Regions from separate parts of the Homo sapiens genome. Here regions 1 and 2 are each linked to region 3. A link is a loop called in an ENCODE intact Hi-C map of the cell type or tissue named here. Cell type or tissue: OCI-LY7. All regions are shown on one strand. Links, peaks and the distances in the headings refer to the core of each region. The heading gives the core; the rest is flanking DNA.

Region 1 (5,354 bases), core at 168-5,167, 64 kb before region 3:
CCCAAAGTGCTGGGATTATAGGTGTGAGCCACCATACCCAGCCGGGTTTTTTAGATTTAAAGATGTCTTGCCAGGACGGGCAAGCTTAGCCTTACTGAGGTCATATTATTCATAAATTATTTACCAACTGTTGAATTCCCATGGTAGTATTTATCCTGTAGAATAGAATGTTATTAATACCTGCAGAAGCCTGGGAAAGTAGAACAGTTTAATTACTGTTGGAGTTGATCAACGTGTCTCAAACCGTTCTACCAGTGAACACCAGTGTTCCTGAAGATGTTTATAAATTTCTCAGAAAAGTATTGTCTTAAATAACCTTAGGAAATTTTGGGTAAAACAGGTTTGTTTATTGTAGGATGGAGTCTTTTTTTTTTTTTTTTTTTTTTTTTTTTTTTTTTGGAGATGAATTTTGCTCTTGTTGCCCAGGCTGGAGTGCAATGGTGCCATCTTGGCTCACTGCAACCTCCGCCTCCCGGATTCAAGCAATTCTCCTGCCTCAGCCTCCCAAGTAGCTGGGATTACAGGCACGCGCCACCAGGCTCTGCTAATTTTGTATTTTTAGTAGAGATAGGGTGGAGTCTTTAATATACTAACAGCTTTAAGAATGGAGTTATAATATGCTGTATTTCCCAAACTTGACATACGACTCATTTCCAAACTTTTATTACAAATTCAGCATTGGGAAATGTTGTATGAGGCCTATTGAGTTGACTTAGTCCATAGAAATGATATTTGTCATGAAATGTCATCTACCTATGTTAGTCTCTTGAAAAGATAAATGTATTCTAATGGAGCCAGAAAGCCTTTCACTATATGGACACTTGAAAATGTTCACATATTTTTATAAGAAAGCATTTTCAAAATATTGTTCAAAAACTGGATACAAAATTCTGAGAGTAAAACATCTGAGTGTGTGGCTATTAATAGCTTTTTGTTGTTTTTGTGTTGCAGGTCGGATCATGCTAAAAGGAGATAATATTACTCTGCTACAAAGTGTCTCCAACTAGAAATGATCAATGAAGTGAGAAATTGTTGAGAAGGATACAGTTTGTTTTTAGATGTCCTTTGTCCAATGTGAACATTTATTCATATTGTTTTGATTACCCTCGTGTTACTACAAGATGGCAATAAATACTATGGGATTGTTTGTATTAAAAAATTTACATTGCTTCTTACTATTCAGCAGTAGAAACTTTTTACACAGTAACACCATTCGTTGCTGGTATTTAGTTTTCTGAAGGGTCGCAGTTGCCTTGAGCACTTGGTATTCGCAGAGCTTGGACCTGTAGATTTTGAGGCAGATTAGGAATTCTGCCTGATGGGTAAGCTTCCAGTATTGGGAGGTGGAGAAGGGGAGGGTTCAGAAAAATAAATAAGAGTTATTGCACTAACAAAAGTCTTCATCACTTGTAGTTCTGGATGCTGGAATACCAGAGTTTCTAACCTAAATATGTTGGGTACATTATTTAATGGGGTCAGTATTGCTCAACACTCTCATTGAGTCACTGTGAGGTCTTTGTGAATTTTATCGCTAAGATCAGAATGTGAGAAGTATTTGGATATAGGGAAAGAATGAAGTGCCTTTCAAGTACATTAAAAATCAGTTAAGAGTTTACAGGAAAGAGACTGAGATTGGTAATCTGAAAAGGACCACAAGCATAGCTGGTAGGCAAATTGTTAGGCAGAATAATGGTATGTTGGAGAAATACACCTGTCTCTTATTCTTATCTCTTAAGAATTTTGGTTCTTCCCCCAGTGATTGCTGGTTGAATTCTTATATGGACAGGTTTCCCTTCCCCCAGTATCGCACATGGTTCTAGTTAGAATCCTGTTAGATAGTGAGCATCTGCTGTTAGCTAGACACTGTTGAATCAATACAGTGAAACAGACAGGTAAGCAGGTGGTTTTAATGCCTCATTCTAAGTGCTATTTAAATTGGATCTTGAAAGATGAATAAGGCCTGCCTTAAGTTCTGCTAAAGGCCATGTTGTTATTAAGGACGGGTGAGGAAGGACCAAGAAGTCTGGCTCCTGCTTTTCTACATGCCTGTGAAGGAGACTTTTCATGAAACTGAATAAAAGAAATCCTTTCCGAGATAGAGGAGATTTGTAGGTGAATGCAGAAGTGTATCCAGCTTTGAACCATGCATTCCATCTATATTCCTCCTGTCTGAACTCATGCTCTTTTGATTATGTTTTGAAATAAAGGGCTGCATTAGTTCTTTTAACATTTGAGTTTGAAATTAATTAAACTGATCACAACATGCAAAGAAAACATTGGGCAGCAGAGGGAGTTACAGCCCTGAGACTGCTTCAGCCCTGCTGGTGAGAAGATTGAATTGAAGCTTTTTCAGAGCAGAGCAAAGACCTCCCTGCAGCTTTCTTGGCACCAGAATAGCTGGGAAGAAGGATAAAAGCCCAGAGGAGTATAATCTCTAAGAAAACCTGCTGGCTGCCTTTTCCATTTCCCTGTGTGGCCTTTCTGACCTGGCTGCCCTGTGGAAGCAGAGCTGTGCCTGCTGTGGCTTATTCTGAATGGATCAAGACATGGAAGGTTCTATTTTTGACAGAGCAAATGATGATAGTGAGAATTAAGGTACAGTGAACTCTTACAATTGAGCTCTGTATTTAGAAATCTCTGCTTGCTTTCCTGCTCTACTGGAGCCTGTGGTGTTTGCTTTTTAAGTTGTACTTTTCCACCATCTCTAGATTGTTTCTTCCAACCAGAATTTACGAGAGGCGTTGCTCTCTGCCTCGTTAAGGTTACTAAAACATCCTGCTGGGAAGCTGCTCTTGTTGGCAGCCCTGGGTTATGTCAGCTTTTCTGGAATGGCTGTTGGTTGCTGAGGGGGTCTTGATAGACACCCCTAACCCTCATAGCATTCTTGAAGCAGGGGGTGGGAGGAATAGAGAATCAGGCTCTGAAAGAAAAGTGGTGATGTGGGCCTGCTGTTCAATTAGTAGCAGGTAGGCAGAAGGAAAAGTTTGAAAATCATAGGATATTGTGCTTTGGGGTGCCAGCTCTTGCCATATCACACTTGTCAACAGTTTCAGGATTAGAGAGTGTACCTCTAATTTGGATTAAGGCATTATGGGCTGGGAAGTGTCATGGTGGGGTAAGCCTAATAGCATCTCAGGTTAACTGGATAACACAGGCATTTTCCTTAACTAAACTATCTACTCATTCATGCTTTTGTGAGGAATTGCTTGTTAGAACTTTATTGTTGAGACAGAGTCTTGCTCTGTTGCCCAGGCTGGAGTGCAATGGCACAATCACAGTTCACTGTGACCTTGACCTCCTGGGCTCAAGTGATTCTCCCACTTAAGCGCCCCGAGTAGCTGGGACCACAGGCACACACCACCAAGCCTGGCAGTTTTTTTGTTTTTTGTTTTTTTTAATGGCAGAGGTAGTTGAGGCTTTATTTTGGAAAAAACAAAAAACAAATTGTTTTATAGCTGGAGTCATGGGCCAGGGGGGTACCCCAGGCAATAAACTCCCTCCATGAGTGGGCTGAGAGCTAGGACTGAGCCTCTCTTAGGTGAGGCTATGTTCACTTCTGTTCCCTATGCTCCCCTGCACAGTGGCCTCTTCCACAGGCTCTGGGGCATCCACAGGAAGGGATGGGCTGGGAGGGGCTGCCATGGCCATTTACTTGGGCAGGACATCAGAGGACTTGGACACCAGCTTCCCATCTCGCGTCTCTATTTTCTTTACAACTACGGCACCTGGAGGAACCCTGGAGAAGCTGGTGCGGCTGAAGGAGCTAGAGCCCCTGCCAGAGCCAAAGCTGGAGCCTAGCCATAGATGAGGCCAGGGCTTGTGAGGCCCCATAGGCCAAGCTCAGTGCACCTGAGCAGCCATTGGTGGTCTTTATATATATACTTATGTTCGGCATCCCAGACTCCAGCCTGTTCTTGTTGCCCTCCAGCAGCTTCATGTAGGTGGCAACCTCTGTGTCCAGGGCCAGCTTGACATTCCTCAGCTCCTAGTATGCCTGCTTGGGGGTGGTGTCTTTTAAAAAAAAAAATTATTTTTAAATTTTTATTTATTTTTTTGAGACTGGGTTATAAGACTAGCTAATTTTTGTATTTTTGTTAGAGGACTTTGCTGTGTTGCCCAGGCTGGTCTCGAACTCCTGGCCTCAAACAATCCATCTGCCTCGGCCTCCCAAGGTACTGGGATTAACAGAGGTGAGCCACTGCAGCCAGCCGCATTGCTGTCCTTAATGGCGGCTCCCACGCTGCTTGGCATTCGTGATGGCAGCCTCCAGGGAAGTCTTCTGGCCTTTGAGGCTCTCAGTCTCAGCCTGGAGCCAGCTGATGTTCTGGTTCATTTCAGAGATTTTTGTCTTTGTGCGACACATCATCTTCATGCTTCCCAGCCAGTGTCTGCAGTTCCTCGTACTTGATCTGGTGTGTGTTCTCAGCCTGGCCCAGCTGTGGTTGGCAATCTCGTACTGGTCCTTGACCTCAGTGGTGATGCTGTCTGTGTCCGTGGAGTGGCTGTTGTCCATGGACAGGACCACAGATGTGTCCAAGATCTAGGACTGCAGCTCCTGGATCTCCTCTTCATACAGCTGCCTGATGAAATTGATCTCGTCAATCAGCCCTTCCATGCAAGACTCCAGCTCTACATTCTTCATGTAAGCTTTGTCCGTAAACTTCTTGATGAAGACAAATGCATTGTCCATCTCTGTACACTTATTGATCTCATCCTCATGCTTATTCTTGAAGTCCTCCAGCAGCCCCTCCATGTTGCCAAGCTCTGCCTCCAGCTTCAGCTGCTCCTGGCCCAGAATGTACAGCTGCTGCTGAAGGTTGTTGATGTAGCTCTCGAGCATGTTGTCCATGTTGCTCTGTGCCGTCTTCTGCTGCTACTGGAGGCTACACTTGCTCTGCAGCATCTTGTTCTGCTGCTCCAGGAGCTGTATCGTGTCAGTGATGGAGGCAAACTTATTGTTAAGAGTCTTGATCTGCTCTTTCTCCTGGGTACACATGGCCTGGATGTTCGGTTACACCTCCAGCTTAAGGGGGCTCAGCAGGCTCTGGTTCATCATGATGGCTGTGATGCTGCCCATTACCACTGGCCCTGCTATAGCCTCCACTCAGACCCAGGCCACCCCAGAAGCACTGCTGCTACCCACTTGGGAGAGCCTTGAGGAGCTAATGCAGCATTGGGCCTATTCATTTAGAAGCAGCTGCTGAAGACCCAGGGACCAGAGGTGGATACCTTGTAGGACTTCTGGGTCACCCTGATGAACATGGTAGAGGCAAGAGTGGAGGCAGATGGTCCAAACCAGGCAGAGATTTGAGAGGGAGTAGAGAAGCTACATCTAGGTATAATTTTTAATTTTT
Region 2 (5,354 bases), core at 69-5,068, 120 kb after region 3:
CCCCAGGCTGGAGTGCAGTGGTACAATCATAGCTCACGGCAGCCTCCAACCCCTGGGCTCAAGAAATCCTCCCACCTCAACCTCCCTAGTAGCTAGGACTATAGGCACGTGCCCCCATGTCTGGCCTCTTTTCATTTTCTGAAAGTGTGAAGAGCAGAAGATTCAAATTTCAACAGAGTCAGGCTTATTGTTTCCTTTATGGTGAATGCTTTTGGTGTCCTAAGAAACCACCGCCTACCCCAAAGTCAGAAAAAAATTTCTTTTATGTTTTCTTTTAGAATTTTACCATTTTAGCTTATATTTTTAGCTCTGTGATCCTTTTCTAGTTTATTTTTGTGTGTATTATGAGGAAGGGGTCAAGGTATATTTTTTTCCCCCTAAGACTATATAGTTGTTCTAGTATCATTTGTTGAAAAGATATCCTTTCCTCTTTAAACTACCCTGGCACATTTGTAAAAAAATCAATTGACAAAACATGTGTGGATCTATTTCTGGACTCTGTTCTGCTTTATTGATCTGTGTGTCCACCCTTATGCCAATACCATACTTGACTTGATTACTGTAGCTGTACAGTAGGTTTTGAAGTCAGGTGATATGAGTCCTATTTTGCTCTTCTTTGTCAAGATAGTTTTGGATATCCTAGGCCCTTTGAGTTTCCACATAAATTTTAGAATTAGCTTGTCAATTTCTGCAAAAATTACTGGATAATTATTATTGGGATTGTATTGAATCTATATATCAATTTTGGGAGAATTAACATTTTAACAATATTGAGTCGGCCGGGCATGGTGGCTCACGCCTGTAATCCCAGCACTTTGGGAGGCCGAGGTGGGCCTCAGGATCACCTGAGGTCGGGAGTTCGAGACCAGCCTGACCAACATGGAGAAACCCCGTCTCTACTAAAAATACAAAATTAGCCAGGCGTGGTGGCACATGCCTGTAATCGCAGCTAGTAGGGAGGCTGAGGCAGGAGAATCGCTTGAACGTGGGAGGCAGAGGTTGTGGTGAGCCGAGATCGTGCCATTGCACTCCAGCCTAGGCAACAAGAGCGAAACTCCAACTCAAAAAAAAAGAAAAAGAAACACAATATTGAGTCTTCCTATTTGATGGGTAATTTTAGGTGTCAACTTGACTAGATTAAGGGTACCTAGAAACCTGATAAAGCATTATGTTTGGGTGTGTCTGTGAAGGTGTTTCTGTGTGAGCTACTGCGCCTGACCAACAGTTCTAATATTAAATATTGAAATAAATGTGAGCTCTACATACATTTAAAAAAGATTAGGGCTAGGAGTAGTAGCTCATGCCTGTAATCCCAGCACTTTGGGAGGCCAGGGAGGACCACTTGAGGCCAGAAGTTCAAGACCAGCCTGAGCAAGAACCCATCTCTACAAAAAAATTAAAAATTAGCTGGATATGGTAATGCGCACCTGTAGTTCTAGCTATTCAGGAAGCTGAGACAGCAGGATCGCTTGAGGCCAAGAGTTCGAGGCTGCAGTGAGCTATGATCACACCACTGCACTGCACTCCAGCCTGGGCGACAGAGTGAGACCCTGTCTCTAATAATAACAATAGTAGTAATGTTTGTAGGGCTGGGAGCATTGGCTCATGCCTGTAATCCCAGCACTTTGGGAGGCTGAGGCAGGCAGATCACTTGAGGTCAGGAGTTTGAAATCAGCCTGGCCAATATGGTGAAACCCCACCTCTGCCAAAAATACAAAATTAGCCAGGCATGGTGGTGCGCGCCTGTAATCCCAGCTACTCGGGTAGCTGAGGCAGGAGAATTGTGTGAACCTGGCAGGTGGAGGTTTCAGTGAGCTAAGATTGTGCCACTGCATTTCAGCATGGGTGACAGAGTGAGACTTGGTCTCAAAATAATAATAATAATGATAATGTTTGTAAGAATAAAAAATAGTAAGACATTTAAAAATTAGATGTGGCTGGGTGCGGTGGCTCATGCCTGTAATCCCAGCACTTTGGGAGGCTGAGGCAGGCAGATCACTTGAGTTCAGGAGTTTGAAATCAGCCTGGCCAATACGGTGAAACCCCACCTCTGCCAGAAATACAACATTAGCCAGGCATGGTGGTGCGCGCCTGTAATCCCAGCTACTCGGGTAGCTGAGGCAGGAGAATTGTGTGAACCTGGCAGGTGGAGGTTTCAGTGAGCTAAGATTGTGCCACTGCATTTCAGCATGGGTGACAGAGTGAGACTTGGTCTCAAAATAATAATAATAATGATGATGTTTGTAAGAATAAAAATTAGTAAGACATTTAAAAATTAGATGTGGCTGGGCGCAGTGGCTCATGCCTATAATCCCAGCACTTTGGGAGGCCAAGGCGGGCGGATCACGAGGTCAGGAGATCGAGATCATTCTGGCTAACACAGTGAAACCCCGTCTCTACTGAAAAATAGAAAAAAATTAGCCGGGCGTGGTGGCAGGCACCTGTAGTCCCAGCTACTCGGGAGGCTGAGGCAGGAGAATGGCCTGAACCCAGGAGGTGGAGCTTGCAGTGAGCCGAGACTGAGCCACTGCACTCCATCCTAGGAAACAGAGAGAGACTCCGTCTCAAAAAAAAAAAAAAGAAAAAAAAGAACTGCATCATTTACTGTCATGCATGTTTATAATTATCATAGACTGGATGAATTTTTATTTTATAATAATTTATGTGCATTAATTCATTTTCCAATCTGCTTATTCCAGTTCAGGGCTGCAGGTGGCTGGACCCTGTATGTTTGTTTGTTGGTACTAATGGCACCTTCTCATTTCATTTTCCAATTGTTTATTGCTAGTATATAGAAATACATCTGATTTTTGCATATTGGCCTTGCATTCTGCAACTTTGCCCAGTTCACCTATTGGTGCTACCAGTTTTGTTTATTGCTTTTGTTAATTGCTTAGGGTTTTCTATATATGTGTCATATTAACTGAATAAAGATGGTTTGGACTGGGCGTGGTGGCTCACGCCTGTAATCCCAGCACTCTGGGAGGCCGAGGTGAACGGATCACCTGAGGTCAGGAGTTTGAGACCAGCCTGGCCAACATAGCGAAACCCCACCTCTACTAAAAATACAAAAATTAGCTGGGCATGGTGGTGTGTGCCTGTAGTCCCAGCTACTTGGGAGGCTGAGGCAGGAGAATCGCTTGAACTCAGGAGGCGGAGGTTGCAGTGAGCCGAGATCGCGCCATTGCACTCCAGCCTGGGTGATAGAGAGAGACTGTCTCAAAAAAAAAAAAAAAAAAAACAGATAGTTTTGGCCAGGAGGGGTGGCTCATACCTGTAATCCCAGCAATTTGGGAGACCAAGGCGGGAGGATTGCTCGAGCCCAGGAGTTTGAGACCAGCCTGGGCAACATAGTGAAACCCCATCTCTATTTAAGAAAAAAAAAAAGTTTTTTTAATTAAAAAAAGACATTTCTTCCTTTATTAGCTGTATGCCCCACATTTCTAGATCACCCCACTTGGTCTTGATATACTATTTGTTTGTGTATCGCGGGTTTTTTTTTTTGAGATGGAGTCTTGTTCTGTTGCCCAGGCTGGAGTGTAGTGGCGCAATCTCAGCTCACTGCAACCGCTGCCTCCCAGGTTCAAGCAATTCTCCTGCCTCAGTCTCCCAAGTAGCTGGGATCACAGGCGTGCACCACCACACCTGGCTGATTTTTTTTTTTTTTTTTTTTTTGAGATGGAGTTTTGCTCTTGTTGCCCAGGCTGGAGTGCAATGGCACAATCTCAGCTCATTGCAACCTCCTTCTCCTGGGTTCAAGTGATTCTTCTGCTTCCGAGTAGCTGGGATTACAGGCATGTGCCACCACGCCCGGCTAATTTTGTATTTTTAGTAGAGATGGGGTTTCTCCATGTTGATCAGGCTGGTCTTGAACTCCCAGCCTCAGGTGATCTGCCCGCCTCGGCCTCCCAAAGCACACCTGGCTAATTTTTGTGTTTTTTAGTGGAGACAGGATTTCACCATGTTGGCCAGGCTGGTCTCGAACTCCTGATCTCATGTGATCCACCCACCTCGGCCTCCCAAAGCACTGGGATTACAGGCATGAGCCACCACACCTGGCCTCCTTATAATATCTTTGGTTGTGGTATCAGGGTAATACTGGATTCATAAAAATTAATTGGGAAATATTCCTTCTTTCTCTGTTTTCTGAAATAATTAATGTATGATTAGGATTATTTCACCTTTAAGTGTTTGATAGAATTTTGCCAGTTTTTAAAAATAACTGCTTCAAGTCTTTAATATATAGAAGGCTATTCAGATTTTCTATTTCTTCTTGGGCCAGTTCTGGTAATATGTGTGTTTCAAGTAATTTGTCCATTTTATCTAAGTTGCCAAATTTATTCTATAAAGTTGTTAATAATACTCCTTTTTAATCCTTTTCATGTCTGTAGAATCTGAAGTGATATGCCCCCCACCCTTCATTCCTGATATTGGTATTTTTGTCTTTCCTCTTTTGTTGTTGATCAATCTAGCTAGAGGTTTATCAATTTCATTGGTCTTCTCATGGAAACAGCCTTTGCTTTCATTGATTTTCTTTACTGTTGTTCTGTTTATTATTTCACTGATTTCCACTCTTATCTTTATTATTTTCTTCCTAGTATTGCTTTTTGAAGGCCATAGAAGGGCATAGGCTTCTACTCCCATCTCCAATCATAAATCACAGAAGGTCTGAGTTAAAAGGGATCTTAGAAACAATCTTGTCCACCCCTTTCATTTTATAGGTGAACAGAAATTCAGAGGGGGAAGTGGTTTTCCTCCGGCCACTTAGCTTTCATCTATGGTCAATTCATTTATTCATGTATTCATTCCTTTCTTCATTAATATGTTCTTATTCATTCATGTTAGATATATTTGTTGAACTTATACTACGGACCAGAGGCTGTTCTAAGACCAAAGATGAATAAATTGCAGCCTTTGCTTTCAAAAATCTTCCATCCTAATGAGGGAAGTAGCAAGTTCTCAGCCAATGCAGTGACAAGTGCCATAGCAGAGGTAGTCTCAGAATGCCATGAAAGCACCGAGAAAGTGATTCAAACTCTGATGGATGATGTGAAGATGAGGATGGGGGCAGAAGATGCTCAGGGAAGACTTCAAAGAAGACGTTTAAAATAGGTCCACCAGGCAAGTAACTTTTTCACTCCAGAGAGAGCTTTGTGAATCTACTAAAACTTTGTCTAAATAAGGCAAATGGAAAGCAATACAAGTCTCAATAAGCAGCCACCAATTAATCAATTAGCTAATTCGGTGTCCAGCATCAGCTATGAGGATTGGGAAAACACAGATTATGCGATGATTCAATCACGCTTTCCAGAGAATAAATATTCTCTCAGATTCCCATTTATTGATTTTCTATT
Region 3 (5,354 bases), core at 61-5,060:
AGAATCACTTGAACCCAGGAGTTTGAGACCAACTTGGGCAACATGATGAAACCCCATCTCTACAAAAAATTGAAAAATTAGCCAGGCGCGGTGGCGAGCACCGTAGTCCCAGCTACTTTAGGAGGCTGGGGTGGGAGGATTGCTTGAGCCTGGGAGGTGAAGGCTGCAGTGAGCTGAGATCACGCCACTACATTCCAGCCTGGGTGACAGAGTAAGACCCTGTCTCAAAAAAAAAAAAAAAAAAATGGATTTGAAACCTATTTGGGTCCTACATCTGTACTGCCTGGGAAATTTCTGCTGTCACAGAATATATGGAGGCCAGAGATTCATTGTTCCTTGCGTCAAGAATGTTATAACTTGTGAGGCTATGGATTATATTGAGCAACAACAAGAAAAAAGAATGCTAACAGCCTTAATGATAGAACCAAGCTGGCAGCCTTTTCAGTCCCCATCCCTTCCTTCCTTCCCTCCCTCCCTCCCTCTCTCTTTCTTTCTTTCTTTCTTCTTTCTTTCGAGACGGAGTCTTGCTCTGTCACCAGGCTAGAGTGCAGTGGCATGATCTTGGCTCACTGCAGCCTCTGACTCCCAGGTTCAAGCAATTCTCCTGCCTCACCCTCCCGAGTAGCTGAGATTACAGGCATATGCCACCACGCCCAGCTAATATTTGTGTGTGTGTGTGTGTGTGTGTGTGTGTATTTATTTATTTATTTATGTATTTTGTAGAGATGGGGTTTTACCATGTTGGCCAGGATGGTCTCGATCCCCTGACCTCGTGATCCACCTGCCTCGTCCTCCCAAAGTGCTGGGATTACAGGTGTGAACCAGCAAGCCTGGCCATCCCCGTCACTTTAAACATCATCTGAGCTCTGGATTTGTTACACTGGTGTAAATTGATTGCCACCGAAGTTCAGGTTCTAATTTATGCACCCATTGTTGAAGAGAGAGCCTCCCGGGTCAGCCCAGGGATGCTTGTTCTTTCTACACCTGGCTAACCCAGGTGTTGCTTTTCATTTTCCCCTACTTGGTCCCACAGCCTCCCCCTCAGGGACTTTTCTTCACAGCCTAGGGGGAAAGCTGATTGGTTAGAAAATTTCCCCTTGCCACCAGCCTTGGTCTCTCCTGGCATAGGAGCCATTCCATGGTTTGTGGTCGAGTTGACTAGAAGACAGCTCTGGGTGGCCACCTTTGTTTAGGATGCATGAACTTAAAGCCCATGAATCACCTCTACAGGCTTTTCCTGACTTAGCTTCTGTGGGTGGGGTTGGGAAATTTCCCCAGGCTTTCATAGTACTTCCTGCCTCTGGAAAAGAATCTCCCAGGTTTGGCCGCAACTAGAAGGATGAAACTAACAGGGCATCTGAGCCCTAGTGGGAGAACTGGAGCAAAGTAAGAGTTCATGGTAGGTAAGCAGGAGGACTTGGGCATTGCCTGTTCGCCCTGAGGAAACCAGGAGAGGAGGGAAGTGTTATGGGTATGTGAGGGTAGTGGGTGGGGTTACAGAATGCAGTATCTATGTTTTGGCATTGAATGTAAAAAACATTTTTAAACTAAGAAATAATAATAAATATAAATATATGTGAAATGACTTCTAATTTATGAATCCTTTGTTTGGGACTGTAGTTCTGAGCATATGAAAAGGGGAAAAGAGATAAAAAGTAGATCTTTTACCTTATTGGATTTTTTTTCCCCTCAAGTAGAGATGTGGTCTTGCTACGTTGCCTAAGCTGGTCTTGAACTCCTGGCCTCAAAGAGATCCTCTGGCCCTGACCTCCTAGAATGCTGGGATTACAGCCATGAGCCACTGTGTCTGGCTGCCTTATTGCATTTTAAAAATATATCCCCAAAAAACATTTTGGCAGGGAATGGGTGGCTTTCAGTTTCCAAACTTCTTGGTGACTCATGGAATCCCCTTTCTTTTCCTTAGATACAGGAAGGGAATTTCTAGAGGGGGAGGGAGCTGGAAAGCTGTGAATATTTTTTAACTACACCTTTGTTTTCTCAGCTATGTAATGTGTTTATTATCGTAAAAATTATGTATTGCTAGGTTCTACGATATAAGCTCAGAGCCAGTGCCTGTCTTCTATGATATTAAAATTTAAGATAGGTGTACTTATGAAGACCCAATCTGCAATGACAGAAAACCAAAACAACAATAGGTGAAGTAGGAGTAGGGTGTTTTCATTGAAAAACATAAGTACATTTTAGAGTTCAGAATGAAGGAAAACTTGGGGAAAAAAAGTTGAATTTCATTGTCCAGGTGAAGTGTTCAGCTAGGAGGTTTCCTAAAGGAAAGAGTATTATAGGATCTATTAGAATAAAATTAATTCTTTACATTCTATTGTATAGCTTGTTGGGAAGGGAAGAGATCCTTTTGATGGGGGAAAGTCAAGAGCTTTTATGGCCCCAGAGAGGTGAGAGAAGATGGTTAATTAAACAGTTTTCTTTCACTTCTGCAAATCATAGCATCACCAGATGTTTGGGGTGCAGGTGGGCTAGCTAGCAAGATGCTGACTACCGGAGGTGATTGCTGCTGTGTGCCTCATACCTGAGACTTTGCGCACTTGAAGTTTAATTGTCACATTACCAATCTGCAGCTGAGGGGGCCCTTGCAGATCTGAGAAATGAGATGTCATCAATGCTGGTTTCTGCAGAACACTGAGCCTGGCAGTCAGGCAGGAGGGGAAGTCATGCAGAGGGGGCTGCTGCAGGAAATATGCCCACCTGGGCAAGTGGCATCTTGTGTCCCCATACCCATCAGAACCTACATCTTTCTGTAGAACAGGAAGCACAAGATTGATACCAGCTACTCAAACTGCAAACCATGCCATAGCTAAAAGTGTGACCTCAATTATCCTGGATCAAGAAAATAACAGGTGGCCAACCCTAAAGTCTGTCCATAACAAGGGGAAAAGTCCTTGGGACCTGACTCAGGTCTGGGGCTGTAGGAATCTTTTCTGGACACTCCCCTTTGACTTGAATGCTTTTCCACTCATTGAACAGTTTATTTATGAACCCTATAATAAGAACGAATAAGAAACATTTACCAAATACCAGCAACATATTGCAATATTATGCTAGAACTTACGGGTGATACAAACAAATTATGAAACCTGTACTTTTCTAAGTTATACTTTCCAAAATGCTTTCATATTCTTGCAAGATTTTATCCTTATAACCTCTGCTTATCCTTTCCAGGAAGTCTTCGTCCACTAACCTTACCTTGTTATTTATATATCAGTTTTTTCTTTTTTTGTAGAGATGGGGTTTCGCCATGTTGCTCCTAATGACTAATGAAGCCAATCATCTTCTCTTGTGCTTACTTGCTGTCTGTTTATCTTTTCTGGTGAAATGTCTCTTTAAGTTTTTTGCCCATTTTCTTGATTGGGTTGGTGTTATTTTATTATTGAGTTTTGAGAGTTGTTTATATATTTGGGATACAACTTCTTTGTCAGATATGTGGGTTTTTTTAGATTAAACAAAAACCTCAACCTGGCTTAAATGATAAAAATTTACTGGCTTACATTATAGTGAGACCTGGGCAGACTCCGAGATTGGTGTAGTTCAGTTTTTCTTTTTTTTGAGACGGGGTCTCACTCTGTCACCCATGTTGGAGTGCAGTGGCACGATCTCGGCCCACTGCAACCTATGCCTCCTGGATTCAAGTAATTCTCCTGCCTCAGCCTCCTGAATAGCTGGGACTACAGGTGTGTGCCATCACGCCCAGCTAATCTTTTGTATTTTTAGTAAAGACAGGGTTTCACCATGTTAGCCACGATGGTCTTGATCTCCTGACCTCATGATCCGCCTGCCTCAGCCTCCCAAAGTGCTGGGATTGCAGGCGTGAGCCACCGTGCCCGGCCAGAGTTGTTTTTTACTGTTTTTCCATATCTTTACTCTGCATCTGCTGTCCGAGCTTTATGTGGGGGACAGCTTTTCCCATGGTGAAAAAATTGCTGGCCTCACATCCCTAAACCACTTTGTCCAGAAAGAGAGATAGCTGGCAATCAATAGAGCTTAAGAATGAGAGGGCCGCTGGGCAAGATGTCTCACGCCTGTAATTCCAGCACTTTGGAAGGCTGAGGTGGGCGGATCACCTCAGGTTGGAAGTTCGAGACCACCTTGGCCAACATGGTGAAACCCCATCTCTACTAAAAATACAAAAATTAGCCAGGCATGGGGGTGCACACCTGTAATCCCAGCTACTCAGGAGGCTGAGACATGAGAATTGCTTGAAGCCAGGAGGTGGAGGTTGCAGTGAACCAAGATGGCACCACTGCACTCCAGCCTGGATGACAGAGCCAGACTCTGTCTCAAAAAAAAAAAAAAAAAAAAAAAAAGAATGAGAGGACGTGTACAATGGCTCATGCCTGTAATCCCAGCATTTTGGGAAGCCAAGATGGGCAAATTGCTTAAGCTCAGGAGTTCAAAAACCAGCCTGGGTTACATGGCAAAACCCTGTCTTTACAAAAAATACCCCAAAATTAGCTGGGCATGGTGGCGTGAACCTGTAGTCCCAGCTACTCAAGAGACTGAGGTGGGAGGATTGCTTCAGCCCCCAGAGGTTGAGGCTGTGGTGAGCCAAGACCATGCCACTGCACTCCAACCTGGACAACAGAGTGAGACCCCGTCTCAAGAAAAAAGGAAGGGAAGGGGAGGGGAGGGGAGGGGGAGGAAGGAAGGAAGGAGGGAGGGAGGGAAGGAGGGAAGGAAGGAAGGAGAGAGAGAGAGAAAGAAAAGGAAAGAAAGAGAAAAAGAGAGAGGAAAGAAAGAAAGAAAAAGGAAGAAAGAAAGAGAAAGAAAGAAAGAGAAGGAAAGAAAAAGGAAAGGAAGGAAGGAAGAGAGAGAAAAAGGAAGAAGTGAAGGAAGGGAGAGAAAAAAGAAAGGAAAGGAAGAAAGGAAGGAAGAGAGAGAAAGAAGAAAGAAAGAAAAGAAAAAGAAAGGAAGAAAGGAAGGAAGGAAGAGAGAGAAAGAAAGAAAGTGAGAGAAAGAGAGAAAGAAAGAATATTTTACAACAACCCTAGCCTCCCTAACATCTCACTGGTGTGAATTGGGTCAGATGACCATAGTGAAGCAATGTCCATGGTTAGAGGAATGTCACCTGCTGACTGCGTTAAGCCATGGGGAAGGGATAATTATACTTTAAGGCGGCCAAACATTTTTTTTTATTACCTTTCCGTTTGAGGTTGTTTTCTGCCCACAGCAGAAGCCAGATGTTCACTGTCTCAGTCTGTGTTGAGACAGACTCTCATGCATAGCTATGGCACGTGCATGAAAGCAAGCTCACCAATCAGATGCTTCCCGTGAGATTTTGATTAGGAAGAGAGCAGGATGAGGAAGCTGGATCAATGTTTCTT

Evidence for each region. A loop is a pair of places that touch in the nucleus more often than their neighbours do. Peaks named below come from ENCODE experiments on the same cell type or tissue, not always from the same donor. Only the 100,000 strongest peaks of a DNase experiment are listed, where the experiment ranks them.
Region 1: it touches region 3 in a loop (2.9-fold over the local background); 3 of 110 quality-filtered maps call a loop at or near these places.
Region 2: it touches region 3 in a loop (12-fold over the local background); 3 of 110 quality-filtered maps call a loop at or near these places.

Annotation. Positions count from the first base shown.
Region 1 is chr1:203,868,926-203,874,279 of GRCh38, forward strand. It overlaps SNRPE (small nuclear ribonucleoprotein polypeptide E), which reads left to right. Exons shown (of 5, transcript NM_003094.4): 5 at 952-2,227. The coding sequence ends at 1,007. It also overlaps the pseudogene KRT8P29. Among named protein-coding and RNA genes, the nearest start is that of SNRPE, 10 kb to the left of the region's middle. In OCI-LY7, for the core only: CTCF peaks have their summits at 2,305 (motif pointing right) and 2,507; a DNase peak (open chromatin) is centred at 2,316.
Region 2 is chr1:204,051,401-204,056,754 of GRCh38, forward strand. No RefSeq gene overlaps it. Among named protein-coding and RNA genes, the nearest start is that of LINC00303, 13 kb to the left of the region's middle. In OCI-LY7, for the core only: no CTCF peak of the experiment used is centred there; no DNase peak of the experiment used is centred there.
Region 3 is chr1:203,932,989-203,938,342 of GRCh38, forward strand. No RefSeq gene overlaps it. Among named protein-coding and RNA genes, the nearest start is that of SNRPE, 74 kb to the left of the region's middle. RefSeq lists enhancers at 4,343-4,844, 4,845-5,344. In OCI-LY7, for the core only: no CTCF peak of the experiment used is centred there; a DNase peak (open chromatin) is centred at 2,523; H3K4me3 peaks cover 2,190 bases; H3K27ac peaks cover 4,120 bases.